Linked DNA regions of Mus musculus: region 2 is linked to region 1. A link is a loop called in an ENCODE intact Hi-C map of the cell type or tissue named here. Cell type or tissue: heart. All regions are shown on one strand.

Region 1 (8,000 bases):
GAAGTGGACACAGGCAAAAGACTAAGGCAGACTGGTAAAGGAACATTTAGCTAAAGTAGACACATGTAAAAAGATGTTCTGTTAAAGCAAGTACCTGAGAGGACATGTGATGAAGGAGTTTTTGTTAACAGGTATGTATTGGTCTGTCTTATATTGTGTAATTGAGCTGTGTTTGTCAGGACTCTATGTAGAGAAATGCATCAAAAAAACTTCTGGTGGTGTGTTGTAGTGTTTTGTCGTTTTTGTGGACTTGGGCTGATTGGCAGAGTGATGTCAGCTGAGGCAGATATACATGCTAAGACAAGACACATGCTGATGCAAGACCTGTGGAGGACACTTGATGTTTAGAGAGACTGTAAAAAGGACTCAACAGGCAGTGACAGAGGCTGAACTTGGCTTGTTTATAGAGTTAGTCGTATAATGCTTGTGGCTCTCGAGTCTTTGCTGAGCATTGCTTCCCTGAGAGAGAAACAGCCAAGAACTTCTTCTGGCATTCCTCCTAGTCTATCCTGTTGATGCGTGCTGAGGCTGAGGCCTGGCTGTCTCTGCTAGGCAGTGCCACCACTGCTGATTTGTGTTTGCTATTCTGACTCTAACCAACTGGACTGCTGGTGTTTGTGAGTGTATTGAACAGCCACTATTAATCTGTGACCTGAACTGCCATTTTCCAGACAACACAGACAAGAGTTGCTCCAAAGAACCTTTCTAAATAGTCCACTTCCCCTCAATCCCCACCCCCCGCCACTACCTCTGCTAGGTGATGGGCTACAAGGGAGGTTTAAAGCCTTTAAAAATAAGGTCTGAAAAAGATTAAAGTTACATTTCTGAAATACAACTTATTTCAAGGGCTGTGTTTTCACCACAGTCAAGTAAGAAGTGTGTATGTAGAATGGCAAAAGCCATGCCCAAATCATGTTCCTCACAATGTTCCAAGTAATTGTCACATCTGTGAAGAAAGCCACACTCACAAACAGCCTTTTATGTCTTGAGGGAACATCTCTGTATGAAAATATTTTGGCCATTTTCTCATGTAATGATCTGTACTAGATGACAGACATTTAATGACAGCCAACAAGTGGCCATGTACAGTCTGGCCTAGTCATAGTGGTGCACACCTGTAATCCCATGCTTCTGTGAAGGGGGCTGCACTTCCAGCTTCCTGGTCACCAGTGTTTCCTCTGTGCCTGGCATGGGTAGGAGAAGCATCTGTTATTGAGGAAGTGAGAGGCCAGGCAGCTGAGTGTCTTGTAGCAGACTTCACTTGCTTCACTCTGAGGCTAAGATCTGATGGGAGAGCATGAGAAGAAAATGAATAGGATGTGTGGTCACGTGAGGCAAGAGCACAGGGGTAGCTACTTTTGGTGGAGGTTGGAGAATTCCCTGGATATGTCTGTGAGGGTGTTTCCTGGGGAGATCAGCGTGTGAGTTTGAGCAGATTGTGTGGTGAAACTCTGCCCTCAGCGGTATGAATGAGAACATGATCCAATTGGCCCTGGCCCCAAGAGAACAGAAACAGGCAGAGGACACGTCTGTGCCTTCCTCCAGCACTGGGACACTGTCCTTTTTCTTGTCCTTATATATCAGAACTTCCAGCTCTCAAGCCATGAGGATCCCAGGACAGACATTGGTATCTCCATTTGGTTCTTAAGCAGTTGGTTTTAACTGAGTGTCTCATCCCCAACTCTCAGCTCCAAGGCTTTTGTATTTGTATTGAATATACACATCACATTCTAGAGTCTTTGACCTGCAGGGCTATGCTGGATCTTTCAGGTTTTAGATTCCATAATTTTTTGAGCTATGTTTACTGATAGGTTCCCATCATATATCTTCTTTTGCATTCCCCCTTTGTTCTTTGTCTTCAGAGAGAGCCATCTGATCAGTGGTGGTAAGGTCTCCTTAGCAACAGCTCCTAAAACAGTCCATTCTGTGTGGACTTTGGAATCAGCGTTAGAGAAATTACGCCCAAGGTACTATGTTTTTTGAACTGCACCATCTCCTTAGAACCTCTTTTCCTACTATCAACTAGGTCTTCTGATCAACATGACCTCACCTTCCTTATGTAGCTCTTAAAACCAAGGGCTTAGAAGTCCCTCCCACAAAGTCTGACAATACAAAGAGGTTGCTTGAGAAACAACTCTTTGTTTCTCTGTCATTTGAACTAGCTCAGTGGTTAAGTCTTTAATTCCCCCGCTCTTCATGGGAAACAGATTCTTTGAAATGCACACACACGGCTAGTCTTCTGCAGCAGTGCCTCTGGCATTTCAATGAGATCTTCCCCAGAAATAGGAAGTCTTCAAAAAAGAAGGTCTCTGATGGAATGTCCATCCACCTAGGAGGAAGGGCAGGGAGATGCTTGCGAGTGGGTTGCCTTTTGAAGCTGTCCACATGGTACCCTCAGAGATGGCTTCCATCCCAGCTTTCGAGTCCTGACCCACCGAAGATCATATCACAGCAGTTTTCCTGCCTCTGTAATGACCCTCCGGAATGGCTTCAATGTGCTCTCCATGTGTGGAAGCAATTATGTTCAAAAGATGTCCTAGTACAGGGTGGATTTGGAAAGCCAGAGGGGCTGAGAGGATGGAACCACCAATGCCATTTGTGCAGAGAAGAGCAGAGTTGAGCCACTGTGAAATGCACTTCCTGTGCTCCATTGGTGTCCTACCTGGTTCTTTGATCTGCCCTCTCTCTAAACAGTTTTAGACTCCCTAACTGGCTATGTTTGAAAGGTGAGCCTGCATCTTTCTTTTAATATATTTTTATTGGTGGATCTTACGGTACAAAAGCAGTGGGTTTCAAAGTTACATTTATGTGTGTTTTTTATTTATTTACTGATTGGGGGAAGGAGCATGGGGCATGACATGACAGAAGTCCAGACAACTTGCTGGAGTTGGTTCTTTCCTTCTACTGTTTGTGGTTCCTGATATCAGATTCATGTCTTCTGGCTTTTACCTGCTCAGCTATATCCCTAGCCTGTTTGTTTCTTTTTAAAGTTGCAACCTCTTTTCCCTAAACATTTATCATTTTTTAACAGGTACATAGCTAGGTTCTCAGGATGTCCACTATACTTTATATATATATATATATATATATATATATATATAACTTTACTCTGTGAACCACACTGGGAACTTCTGGAAGAGTAATATGTACCATACCCTTGATTGCTCTTCCATCTCTCCAGCTCTTAAAACAGTCTTTGGCTGAGCAACTTACTGACTGTGGGAAGAGAGACGACTAAATAGTTAGAACAACAAAACAGCAGCCAACACTTTCCACCTTTTACTGTGAACTGTTTCAAACACATTACCTTAGCTGTTCAATTAGTGTTTACCTCAGCATGCAGTAGGCACCACCTCTAATTTTCCAAAGTTTGAAAATGAGTGAGGAATTCTGAAATTCAGAATGATAATTAAACTTCATGGCTCACCTATCTACTAAATCGCCAACCTGGGCTTCAGCCTTGGCTATAGGCTAACTGAAACTTGTAGCATGTCTTCTATCCTCCGTACTGCTGGGTAAAGGCTGAGACTCTCAGTATTGATGGAACCTTCCTCTGGAAGGTTCTGGAAGGTTCCTCTGGAAGGTTCCAGGGGAGCTGATATCCAATTCTTGAGAAGTGGAGATCTCTCAGGCAAAGTAGAAAGGGCTATATTCTGCCAAATAAGAGTTTCCCATGAGAGGACATGCCAGAGTCAGCAGGTGTGTGAAGAGGATTTCTTGGGAAAACCACAGCAACTCTGGAGCCAGAGGTACAAAATGCTATGGTGCTGAGGAGGAAAGTGAGGTCAGTAGGAGCCCAACTGCTATAGAATCTTTTGTTCCAAGTTAGAGAATGTGGACTCTACCCTAAGACCTGTGAGGATCTTCTAATGGCTTCCTTGATTGACATGTAGTTTACTACAGTCTTGTGTATATACTTTCTGATGACTCTGTGTGAAAGGTGACCATTCCAAGGAAGCAGCTGCTTCTTTCCCATGGTTCTGCCTCCACATATCGTGTCTGAAACCTGCACACACTGGGTTTTGGTTATTAATGACATTCACTCATGCACAATGTATTCCATACTATCTCTGGCACACCTATTGTCTTTCATAAGTGAGCTAGGTACTAGGATGACAAAGAGGAAGTGACGTACATGGGTGTGATCACCAGAGCAGGATTTATTGGTAGAAACAGTACATATCTAATCCGAGTTAAAAGCAGCAGGGAAGATGCTGTGTAATGGGTGTATTTGACGGGAAGAGGATGTATGGTCCAAGAGGTAACAAGTGCTGATAGCTAAGAACAGGCGCTAAAGTCACCCTCCTCTGGGTTCAAATCCCAGCTTTGCCCTACATTTGCTATGTGACACCAGGCCAGTTACTGAGTTGCTCTGAGTCTCAGCATCATCATGTAATAACTGCACATCATAACATTAACCACCTCATAAGGTTGCTACGAAGATAAATTGAGTGAACATTTTGAAGTTACTAAGTCCAATATAAAAACAGGAGCCCTGAAGTGACAATGTTCCCCAGTAGATGTCACTGCTACATAGCAAGTTAGGTGAGATAATATCTGTGTTCAGGGCGACCACTTAACCACCCCTTCTGAAAATTGGTGCATAAATGGCTTTACTCTCAAAATACAAAACCCAAAAGAGGGTTTGCAGGCTGGGAGCTGTGCAACAGTGAGGACAGACCCAAATGTAGGGCAGAGACCCATCACTTCATCAGATTTTCATGAATGTTCCAAGCTTTCTCTATATTGGTTCTCTTGTAGAACACATTTTTCTCTAGGATTCTAAGAAAGCATGGATTGAATTCCATCAGCCATGCCAGAGAGCACAAATCTTTCATGAGGAGGTCTGTGGATAATGACTGGTTGAGCTTCCAAAGGTGCTAACATGGAGAGGTAGGAGAAGGTAGCAGGCACAGAACCTTGAGAGGTAGCAGCAGGTGACTTTGGAGAGGGGCGACTTTGTGACAGCTAAGGTTGACGTTATTGCTTTCTGTTCTATGAGCCAGGAAAGGTCAAAATGAATTTGTTCAGAGTTTCCTCATGTCCTGTAGAACTCAGCACAGCTGGGGATGAGATTTCTTTCTTGTTCTCTATTCTGACATGGCCAGACTTCAAGGTAAAGTTGATGGGCTAAAAGCAGAGAGGTCACCACACACTCCTTTCCTTAGACTTGCATAGAACATTTCCTGTGGGCTTGGTTTTTGTGTTGCATGAAAGGATACAGAGCTGAATAATTCATGCCTAGTTTCTTCCAGCTGTTTACAGTCCAGGCTTTAGTGGGAGAGACAGGCATGTCCTACTGTGGAGGCAATGGAACATTTTACACAGTATTTTAAAAATGCTAACAGAGTTTTGAAGAAGAAGTTGAGATAACATATGGTCTTTGTTTTGCAGGATGAGTAGGAGTCTGTACTTTTTAGAAAAGGGAAACACTCTGGGTAGAAATATCATCACATATGCATCTTAATGGAAGAACAAGGAGTGGTTGCTCTGAGCTGAAGGTCTGGATGCTTGGCTAAGAGATGAGATCTGCCTTGAGCTTCAACAAGGTATACAGTGGCACTGAGAAAGACTGGCGCTCTTATCCACAGAATCAGAAAGTGTTTCAGTCTTGCAATTACCTTTCCACATTGTGGAATCAATTCGTTCTATAACTTCTACTTCCTAGATTGGTATTTAATGCTAAGTTTGCTCTGCACAAGCTTGGTCTGAGAGGGTAGAGGAAAGTCCTGTTCTTTTTCTTATAATACTTAAAATAAATGTGTGGTGGTCTCCCCTATTAGTTCTCTGCTGATACCACAAGACCAACAGGATGTCCTAGGGCTCAACTCAGTTCTGACACTTAATACCTGAAGTTAGCATAGAACCAACTTGTAGAGGGCTCAGTTTGCATTTCCAAGGTCCCATGTTTTTGTTGCCTTTTCTACTGATTGGGACACTGCCCTCCCTGTTCCAGTGAATTGCAGTAATGGGACACAGAACTCTGGGGAACAGTATCTTTATGTCTACCAGTTCCTTATGAGTGATGTCATCAAAACTACAAATGAATAGGAGCATAAAGCAAGGTTAGAAAGGGCCTGGGGTAGGGTAGCTGTCCTGTCTTTGCTTGGGGTGTGCTACTCTATTGGAAGATTTCATTAACCCAGAACCTCAGATGTCTTGCTAGGGCTTTCAGGAATCTCTATTGCATAGTTATCAATGTGTGTTGGTGATTAGCCCAATGATTTTCCTCTGAGGGGCTCAAAGTTCCTATGACTATAGTGTGTAGTTGATTCCTTTGGTGACCAGGCTCTTTCCTGCAATGTGGGGCTTCTTTTCTTTCTTTCTTTCTCTCTCTCTTTCCTTCCTTCCTTCCTTCCTTCTTTCTTTCTTTCTTTCTTTCTTTCTTTCTTTCTTTCTTTCTTTCTTTCTTTCTTTCTTTCTTTCTTTCTTTCTTTCTTTCTTTCTTTCTTTCTTTCTTTCTTTCTCTCTTTCCTTCTTTCTTTACTTCCTTCCTTCCTTCTCTCTCTTTTCCTTCCTTCCTTCCTTCCTTCCTTCCTTCCTTCCTTCCTTCCTTCCTTCCTTCCTTCTCTCTCTCTCCCTCCCTCCCTCCCTCCCTCTCTCTCTCTCTTTCTTTTTCTTTCTTTCTTTCTTTCTTTCTTTCTTTCTTTCTTTCTTTCTTTCTTTCTTTCTTTCTTTCTTTCTTTCTTTCTTTCTTTCTTTTTCTTTTCCAGCCACTGGGCATCTCTTTAACTCACCTTTCAGTAGGTCTGTTTGAAAGGGACTTCTTTATAAAGAGTAAAAGATTCTGCTCTTACCCTGTCACTGGGCAAGAAGTAGAAATGAAATCCAAATAAATGTGACCAAATACATGTTTCTTATTATCTGATAGCATCTTTAAGGATAATTTGGTGCATATAGCACAATTTGCTGTGGGTGGCCCTTTTGAGGAATGGCCGTGGTTAAAAAAGAAACCATCAACCCCAGCATGAAGTGGCTAATCACAATGTTGACGTCAAGGCCTGCTCATCTTGATGAGTACTATTTGTCAAAAGCTGTGATAGATGAATTATAGGTATGAGCTCATCTAATCCACACTGTAATCCTACAAGGAAGACAGGATAGCATCAAGGTATACAGCTGGACCCTCTGCCACCTGCAGCCCACTTCTGCATCCTTTTGCAAAGTAGCCTAGCCCTTCCAAGTGCCTAGTGCTTCCATTCCTAAGACGGCTATCGCCATGCCTTCAGTATCTGTGGGAATTTCTGGAGAGGGCATCTCAGGAGCTTAGTAGGGCTGCAAATTGCCTCTGGCCTGCAGAGCTGACCCTATTCTGACCCTGTCCTGTAGCCAGCTGGTCCCGTCCATTCTTCATTGTGAATGAATCCAAGAAAGTCAACAGGTACAAGCAATCACCAGAAAGCTATTTGTTGTGATTGAAAAACACTCAGAGAAATGGAGTGCCTCATAGATGATTTAATATTTTAAAGGTGGCGCATGCGAATGAGTCAGCTCGGGGTGGGTGAGGGAGTTTACATTCCACATCAAGGTTTTACTTAAAGTTTACATTTTGTTTAAATTAGAAGTAAGATCAGTGTAATATGGCTTAAACCTTTCTTAGAAATTTATGGCTTCTTTTAATAAACCCCATAAAAGACACTTTTAAACATATGCAGTGTTCTTAATGTAATGGTTCCATTCTCGAAATATATAGTATTTAGGTTGCATCTAAAATGCTGTAAAAGTATCACAAAGCCTGTAAAAATATTGTTAACGGGAAGAAATCTTTTAGAGGAATAAATATTTTCTTGGAAAGGGAAAAAGCTCTGAACCTTTTAGTCAGGGAATGGCTTGGTTTTGAAAAATAACAATTTGCCTTCTTTTAAATGGTCTTTCTGTGGTTCCACGCCAGCCAATTATTAGATTAAAGCAAGCTGTCGCTATGCGCCCTAGAAACTCAAACGGATTTGATGTTGCACCCTAAGTTTGCGAGGACAAGTTCCATTTAAGCTTTAATGAGG
Region 2 (8,000 bases), 890 kb after region 1:
ATATCACCATTCCAAACATACTGAAACAGTTTTTAAAATGCTTTCCTTTTTCAAGCTCTCTGTCTCTCTTCCATGCCTTCTCCATATAACAGCCAGTGCTTTTAAAAATTCAACTCTGATCATTTAACCTTTCTTAAGTTCACAGTGTGTTTTGGTTTGTTGGTGAGAGGGTGTTTTGGTTTTGGTTTTGGTTTTGGTTTTGGTTTTGGTTTTGGTTTTGGTTTTTGAGGAGCAGGTAGCATTGAGACAGAAACTCACTATGTAGCCCTGGCCAGCCTGGAACTTGTTATATAGACCAGGCTAGCCTCACACTCACAGAGATCTGCCTCCCTGTACCTCCCAAGTGCTGGGATTAAAAGGATGTGCCACCAAGCCAGGGCCAGGTTTTCACTGTTCTGAGGTAAAGCTCAAACCTTAATTCGTGGCCTTCAGTCTTCACTAGGCAAAACATCCTTTCTTTCCCCAGTCTCAGACCCAGTTCCCTTCCCTTTGCAGTCAAGCAACATGTTCTTTCTTTCATGGCATCAAAACACACTGCCTCCTCAACCTCAGGGCCCGTGCAATGAAATTCCTTCCACCTAGAACTATCTCTCCCTGGTTGACTGCTTTGAAGTCCTAGGTATCCTTCAAAGTTTGGCACAATGGTCCTTCTTCAAGAAACCGCTTGAGCCTTCTCAGAGTAGCTCTAACACGTTAGTTTCATATTCACAGAACTGTCTGTGTCTCTCCTTTCCTATTCACAAGTGGGATTAAATAGGAATCATAGATTAATTATTAAATCTCTGTCTCCCATTAGAGTGGGCCCATGCGCATGGATACTTGGTCCAAATCAATGAACTTGTCAGTGAGCAAACTTCATTGATGTGTGCACATCCTAGTAATGAGTATGTTCAATGATAAAGCCAGGCATGGTGGCACATGCCAATCCCAGCACTCAGGAGTCAGAGGCACATTGATCTCTGTGAGTTTGAGGTCAGCCAAGCCTACAAACAGAGTTTCAGGCCAGCCAGGGATACAGAAATAGATCCTGTTACAAACACATAAGGTGCATGTTCTGTGAATAAGGACTGTCTGCTCATCTTTCTGATTTTCTGATAGTGATCAGAATAACAAAATAACCCAGTGAGCTCCTGAGGCCAGCTTTGGGGCAAATAAGGGTCACAAGAATTTAGATAGATAGATAGATAGATAGATAGATAGATAGATAGATAGATAGATAGATAGATAGAGATAGAGAGATAGATAGATAGAGATATAGATAAATATATGTGTTTATGTGTGTGTAAATGTATACATATATACATATTTCTCACATCTGAAGCAAACACAATACAAAATCCAAAATATAGACACTCTACTGCCTACAGAATTAGAACATCATGAAGTAGATAATTCAGTTAATGGAAATTTGACAGTCTAAGTGGGAGAAATATCAGTGAACTCCGGAACTAAAACACCATCACAGGATGTGACAGAAATGATCCATGAGTCCACCCCATCTGACCTACACCCAAAGATCTGTAAATGGGGCCACTCCTAGCATCCCCTCCAAAGGAGCCAACTCAGACTGCAGTGCCACGAAGCAATTCTAAAATATTCTGCCTTACAATCTAGATAACTGTTTTACAATCACACTTTTGGTATCTTTCTGAAAAAAATAAAAGCCAAAGAGATTCTGGGAGGACTTGGCCAGGTCTCTCAGAGATCTGAGCTCTCCTGCGTGTATGTTCAAAAAGGGAGAGCACCCACCCCAATTGCTGACTGTCTTTGTTTGTTTGTTTGTTTGTTTGTTTGTTTGTTCCAGGATTTACTCAGAGTCAACCTACCCTCATTATTGTCAATGCTTTAGAATACAAAACAATGATGGCAATTCTAATAAGCACTGCATCCCTAATGGCTTTCTTTTTCCCACAGGACAGGTGGGCCCTTTGAAGGTGCCTTCACATGCCACCATGTCTCTCTTGCAGTAGCTCCAGCACTGTGTTTTACCATCATCTTGATAGGTGGATAGCCATACACGTGCACAGAGAGAGCAAGACAGTGGCTCAAGTTCACTCACACTCCCCAAATGTGTGCAAGTCCAGTCAGAGCTGAGACTTGACCCCATGCTTGCTAGCTGCCGTGCATGCATTCCCCGGTACACTGAAAGATTCTAGTTCTTTCACCAGAGTTTGTGTTGGATAGAATCTAGGGTTATTTTTTTAAAGTGGTATGTGTCTATAATTCTAGTGATTTAAAGACCGAGGCAGGGAGATGGTTGGGAATTCAAGGCTAGCTGAAGTTACAGAATGATTTTGAAGCCAGACTGGATTACATACATAGCAAGACGTTATCTTAAAGGGGAGAGTGATAGGAAAGTGAGAATGAGAGAATATTCATAGCAAGAATGGGAGGGGGGAAGAAGAAGAGGAGGAGGAGGAGGAAGAGAGCAGAAAAGGGAGGGGAGGGGAGGGGAGGGGAGGGGAGGGGAGGGGAGGGGAGGGGAGGGGAGGGGAGGGGAGGGGAGGGGAGGGGAGGGGAGGGGAGGGGAGGGGAGGGGAGGGGAGGGGAGGGAAGGGAAGGGAAGGGAAGGGAAGGGAAGGGAAGAGAAGAGAAGAGAAGAGAAGAGAAGAGAAGAGAAGAGAAGAGAAGAGAAGAGAAGAGAAGAGAAGAGAAGAGAAGAGAAGAGAAGAGAAGAGAAGAGAAGAGAAGAGAAGAGAAGAGAAGAGAAGAGAAGAGAAGAGAAGAGAAGAGAAGAGAGCATGGGCTGATCATTTAGAGAGTTCTGATCTCCAAGTCATCAGCCTGAACATGTAAGACCCTGGCATCACTTGCCTGCTCAGCCTGTTTGTTTGAACGTTATCAGTCCCAAGATCTGTCCTTTCTCTTTGTTTCCACATACCCCGTTCTCCATCACCCTGATGTGACAGTTAATAGCTTAAGTGTGGAATCTAATGCTCAGATGCCCAGAAAAGGCTGGGCAGGCTGTCCAGAGGGTGCCAGGCAAATGTCAGGAAGGGCAGGTGCCAGGGCTGGTCACAGAATTCCTCTCCTGACACCTCATGGCAGTGGGAGGCAAGTGTGTGCAGTCCTTGAAGCCCTTTCCTTGCTTAGTTTAATCATTCAGGAGTGAACTGCATGTATTGTTAAAATATCCAGCGATGGGTTAAAAGAAGAGCGCAGTCTCCAGGGAGTCTGAAAGGTCTCTGCTTTCACGTGCTTTTAAAGTGGAGCAGGCTGGGGCTGTCTGGTGTAGTGCTTTTGTAGTCCGAAGTGTTTATGTGTTTTGAAGAAAATGATGTGTGTTCTGCTTTGTAGTTTTGCTAAACATTTAAAAGCACAACAGAGAGTCTTCTAAAAATGTAACTGCGAAAGAAATACCTGGAGAACAGAAGAGGCGAAGACAGCAGGCTCAGGCAGAGTCCAAAGCTTTGAGAGTGATGTTCAGGCTGTGGGGTTGGGGGTGGGGGGTTGGGGGGCTTCAGCAGAGCCTGCTGGAGGTACCAAAGCACAAAGCACCATTCCAAGATGCAGCAAGCTGTGAGCCAGTCATATGCATGCTGGTGCTTCAGTACAGTATTTGCTGATTCTTCACATGCTTTTTTATTTTTTTAGCTGATGAATATGGCTACAGTGGACATTACACACTAGATCTGAGGTCATTAGCAGTTTGAAAGCCTGTGTGTATACATGCATCATCAGATACATGTGTGGGCTAAGTACATCAGAGTTCCCTGCTCAACAGTCCTGGAATCACATCCATGAAATAGTCCCAAACTTTCAATCATGTCCACGGGCATGTTCAAATGCACATTTAGAAATACACTCGAGGAATGAGGACATGGCTCATGGATAGAGTGATTGCAGCACAAACACGAGGACCTGAGTTCAGATCCCCGGCACCCTTGTGATAGCTGAGCAGAGTGGGTACATGCCTGTGACTCCAGCACACTAGGGCAGGCTAAAGAGATGCACAGAGACCCTGGAGTCTCACTGGTCGGCAATTCTAGCTGAAATGGGGACCCTCAGGTTTACAGAGATAACCTACCTTAAAAATAAATGATATCGACCTGTGTCTTCTACCCATGCCTGCATGGGCAAGAGCATCACTACACACACACACACACACACACACACACACACACACACACACACACACACAACACAACACAAGTTTAACAAAAGAAATACAGGTATAGGGGAAGATTTTCTCATCTTTTTTTCCTCAACTTTTTCATTTACTATTTAATTTTTTTAATTGTGTATCTGGGGTTTGGTAACACGGCATGCCCCACTGTGCATGGAGAAGGGACAATCTTGTGGGAATCAGCATTTGCCTTCCAATGTGTGAGTACTGGAGACCTAATGCAATTCGTCAGGTCCCGACCCACTAAGCCATCTCAAGAGCCCCTTCTCATCTTCTCATTCAACAATCAAAGATTTGGAGGGCGGACCAAACTATAAGACCTGGGCCCGAGATCACAACTGTGTGAAGAATACGAGTTTTTTCATTTCACGTGCCCGTTATGTGTGGGCATTGTCTCCCATCCCTCGAGCCTCACCCACCCAGTTTCTTCTCGTTTGCTGTGTTGGTTAGGAGAAGGATAGATGCGTATCACCCTCTCTCTTTCCCGAACTGCCTCTGTCTACCTCCCTTGTCTGTCTTGGGTTTTCTCAGCCCCTTCCTCTACACTGCATCTCTTTTAGTTCCAAAATTAGAACATTCAATTTAGAAAGAACAATTAAGCGTGCGGGGGGCGGGGGTGGGGTGTATCTGGAATAAGGAAAGTCATTTCAACTTCTCTGTTGGGCACAGGATCACTGGCAGTGACAACAGCATCCTCATTGGGGATTCAGTCCCATTCTTAAATATCAGCTTCAGGAAAATCCAGGTCTCAGGAAAGTTCCCCAAACTCCCCTGTCAGCGCGAAGCCGCCCCAGAACGCCGCCCCAGAGGCTGCCCCACAGCTGCGATCTCACTAGGGCGGGTGCAAGATGTGCTCCATAAAGCAGTGGTTGGTGTTTTACGTGGTTTCTCACCCAGTAAATATTTATTATCTCCTCAGTACTTTGACCTGTCTCTTGAAACCTCGTATACCTGGAGCCCTCTAACTGCTCCAAGGAGCTTTTCCTTCGAGACGACAGTCCTTTTAAAAGTGATCTTTACAAACTGGGGAACCAGAGCCACCTGGGATCCTGTCCAGAAGGCACACTGCTGACCTACTTCTCTTCCAGAGGAGCTCGGTGAAGCGAATGAGTCTGAGAACCGCTAACATAAGGATTCTTCAGGACGGCATGGCCTAGTTTATAAAGATAAAGACCCTCCAAAGCAGTAGGTCTCTGCAGTGATTTTATCATCTGGGCAGTATCTGTGGGTTCTTTGGCTTGTTCTAACTGAAAGGAATGGTGGGTATTACAGGCTTATATAGGTAGGGGCCAGAGACATTGAAGATGCGGTACAGTGGACAGGAAATCCATCCATTGCAAAGAATGGTGTCACTAGTACCAAGACTGAGGGATTCTTCTGAAAAAGACACTTGTGGTCCCAGCCTAAAATTCCCAGTCTCTTCCGCACAGGAACCCCAGTGGGTGTTTGTTTATTTGGTTTGGTTTGGTTTAATTTGCAGATATCCTCTACACATAGCCATCAGTTTCATGAAGATATTTACAGTGAGGTAGGTCACATATGGGCTATTCCCAGACAGGACATCATTCCCAGATAAGAGTTTGTACTTTCCTGTTACATGTGTGTGTGTGATTTTATGTATATATGTATATACACTTTATATGTATGTAATCTAGGATCCACATATGAGAGAAAACATATGATATTCCTTTATGGTCTGGCTTATTTTATTTAATATTATCATCATCAGTTCCATCTACGTTCCTCCAATGAGAGATAATTTTATTCTTCTTTATGGCTGATGGCAACAGCATTGTGCACACCTTAGCTGATTCCATAGTGGTAGGTAATAGTGGACCAATGAATATCCTTTAGCTATGGTCTCGACAGAGATCCCAAAGTAATTCTGTTTTTAGGTTTTTGAGGAGCCCCCCCCCAGCAATTGGACTCAAGCATTTGTTTTCTAATGGCTTGGAATAATGCTTTTCATACTGAATCATTTATTCAGCTTATTGATTTATGGTCAGCATATTTTAATGGAATTAGATAGGGTGGAAGATAATAGAATGAGAAAAAAAGGAATCTATATCAGAGTCTGCTTTGCATCATAAGGACAAGTGTTCATGAAATTTTCATTTCGGTTTCATATGTGAGCTTAATCGTGGTGGACTAGATACAAAGGAATGTAAGATGTGTTTCCCTTGCATATCGTTTTATTATGAAGTCTGACAAATGTCCAGACGTGGGTGGTACCTCCTAAATGTGACAAAAATAAAATGACCAAACTCCTGAAAGATGGTGCTGGAGCACAGTGTCCTGACCTGGGTGTCCCCATGTGGAATATGAGAGTGTTAGCAAAGGTGCAAGATATGCCCTAGGTTTCCAGTAGCAATGGGTAATAGTGACTTAAAACTGTAACGTGACATATGTTTAAAAATTCCAGAATGTCTGAAAAAGACAGACAATGTCAAGTGTAATGAGAACAGGAAGTGTAGGATGTTTTACACATTCCTAGTTGAAAGTGCACATTAATATACATATTTTTGGAAAGCATGATATGCTAAAACTAAGCGTTCAATTATTTTAAAATTCACCAGTCCTACTTCCACTCTGATTTCCCTAACAGCGCTGCCCATGTACCAATACATGCAGAAGAATGACCACTTGTCACAAGTTACAGCCTCGTGTTAAAAAATGATGCAAATGTCCAAATAATAGGACAGATAAATTATTAATGTATTCATACAGCAAATGTTGGATCACGCCTTTAATCCCAGCATTCAGGAGGCAGAGGCAGGAGAATCTCTGAGTTTGAGGCCAGCTTGGTCTACAGGGTGAGGTCTGAGACAGCCAGATCTACACAGAGAAACTGTATCTCAATAATAATACTAATCCAAAGATAAAGTTGAATTAAATAAATCAGACACATAAAATACCGTTTGTATAAATTTTAATCTGTGAAAAACTAATTAGGCTCATACTTAAAAGACGATAAGAGCCAGGTGTGGTGTTGGATACCTTGAATTTCAGCCATTGATGGGGCAGAGGCAGACGGATCTCTGTGAGTTCAGGACCAGCCTGTTCAACAAAGAGAGTTCCAGAACAATCATAGCTACAAAGAGAGACTCTGTCAAAAAAAGGAGAGGAGGATAAAAAATGCTATTATTATTTAAAATATGCTATTATTATTGTTACTATTATTATTAATTATTAGATTTTAGAGAGATAACTAGCATTATGGCTGTAAAAAAAAAACCTTGAGGAGGAAACATTTAGGATGTAAATAAATAAAATAATTAATTAATTTAAAAAATGCCTTGGATGGGCTGGAAAAAAGGCTCAGCAGTTAAGAGAACTGACTGCTCTTCTATAGGTCCTGAGTTCAATTCCCAACATCCACATCGTGACTCACAACCATCTGTAGTGGGTTCTGATGCCCTCTTCTGGTGGAGACAGCTACAGTGAACTCAAATAAATAAATAAATAAATTTTTAAAAAGATGCCTTGTAGCTCAGGGATGTTAGCTCAGTGCTGATTTATAGCAATCAACTGTGTAGCATCACTGAGGGAAGTCAGGAAGGAGTTAAATGAAGCAACTTGAAGGCAGGAACTGAAGCAGAGACCAATGAGTAAGGTTTCTCCTTGGTTTGTTTCCCCATGACTTGTTTAGCTTGCTTTCTTATACAGCCCAGGTCCACCTGCCTAGATAGGCTGGGCTCTTCTACATCAAATAGCAGTTAAGAAAATGCCCACACAGACATACCCACAGGTCAATCTGATTGAGGCAATTTTTCAATTAAGTTTTTTTTTTTTTCTTTTCCAGGTAGGTCAGGCTGACAACCAAGATTAACCATCGCAAGTCCACTCCTTGTCACCCTGACACACAACTACATCT

The links. Hi-C counts contacts between places; a loop is a spot of excess contacts. Peaks named below come from ENCODE experiments on the same cell type or tissue, not always from the same donor. Only the 100,000 strongest peaks of a DNase experiment are listed, where the experiment ranks them.
Region 2: a loop joins it to region 1, with 5 times the contacts of the local background. A loop is called at or near these places in 7 of 42 quality-filtered maps.

Annotation. Positions count from the first base shown.
Region 1 is chr1:169,344,455-169,352,454 of GRCm38, reverse strand. No RefSeq gene overlaps it. Among named protein-coding and RNA genes, the nearest start is that of Gm34477, 16 kb to the left of the region's middle. In heart, a CTCF peak has its summit at 4,514 (motif pointing right); no DNase peak of the experiment used is centred here.
Region 2 is chr1:168,452,564-168,460,563 of GRCm38, reverse strand. No RefSeq gene overlaps it. Among named protein-coding and RNA genes, the nearest start is that of Pbx1, 24 kb to the right of the region's middle. In heart, CTCF peaks have their summits at 3,046 and 7,543 (motif pointing left); no DNase peak of the experiment used is centred here; H3K27ac peaks cover 447 bases.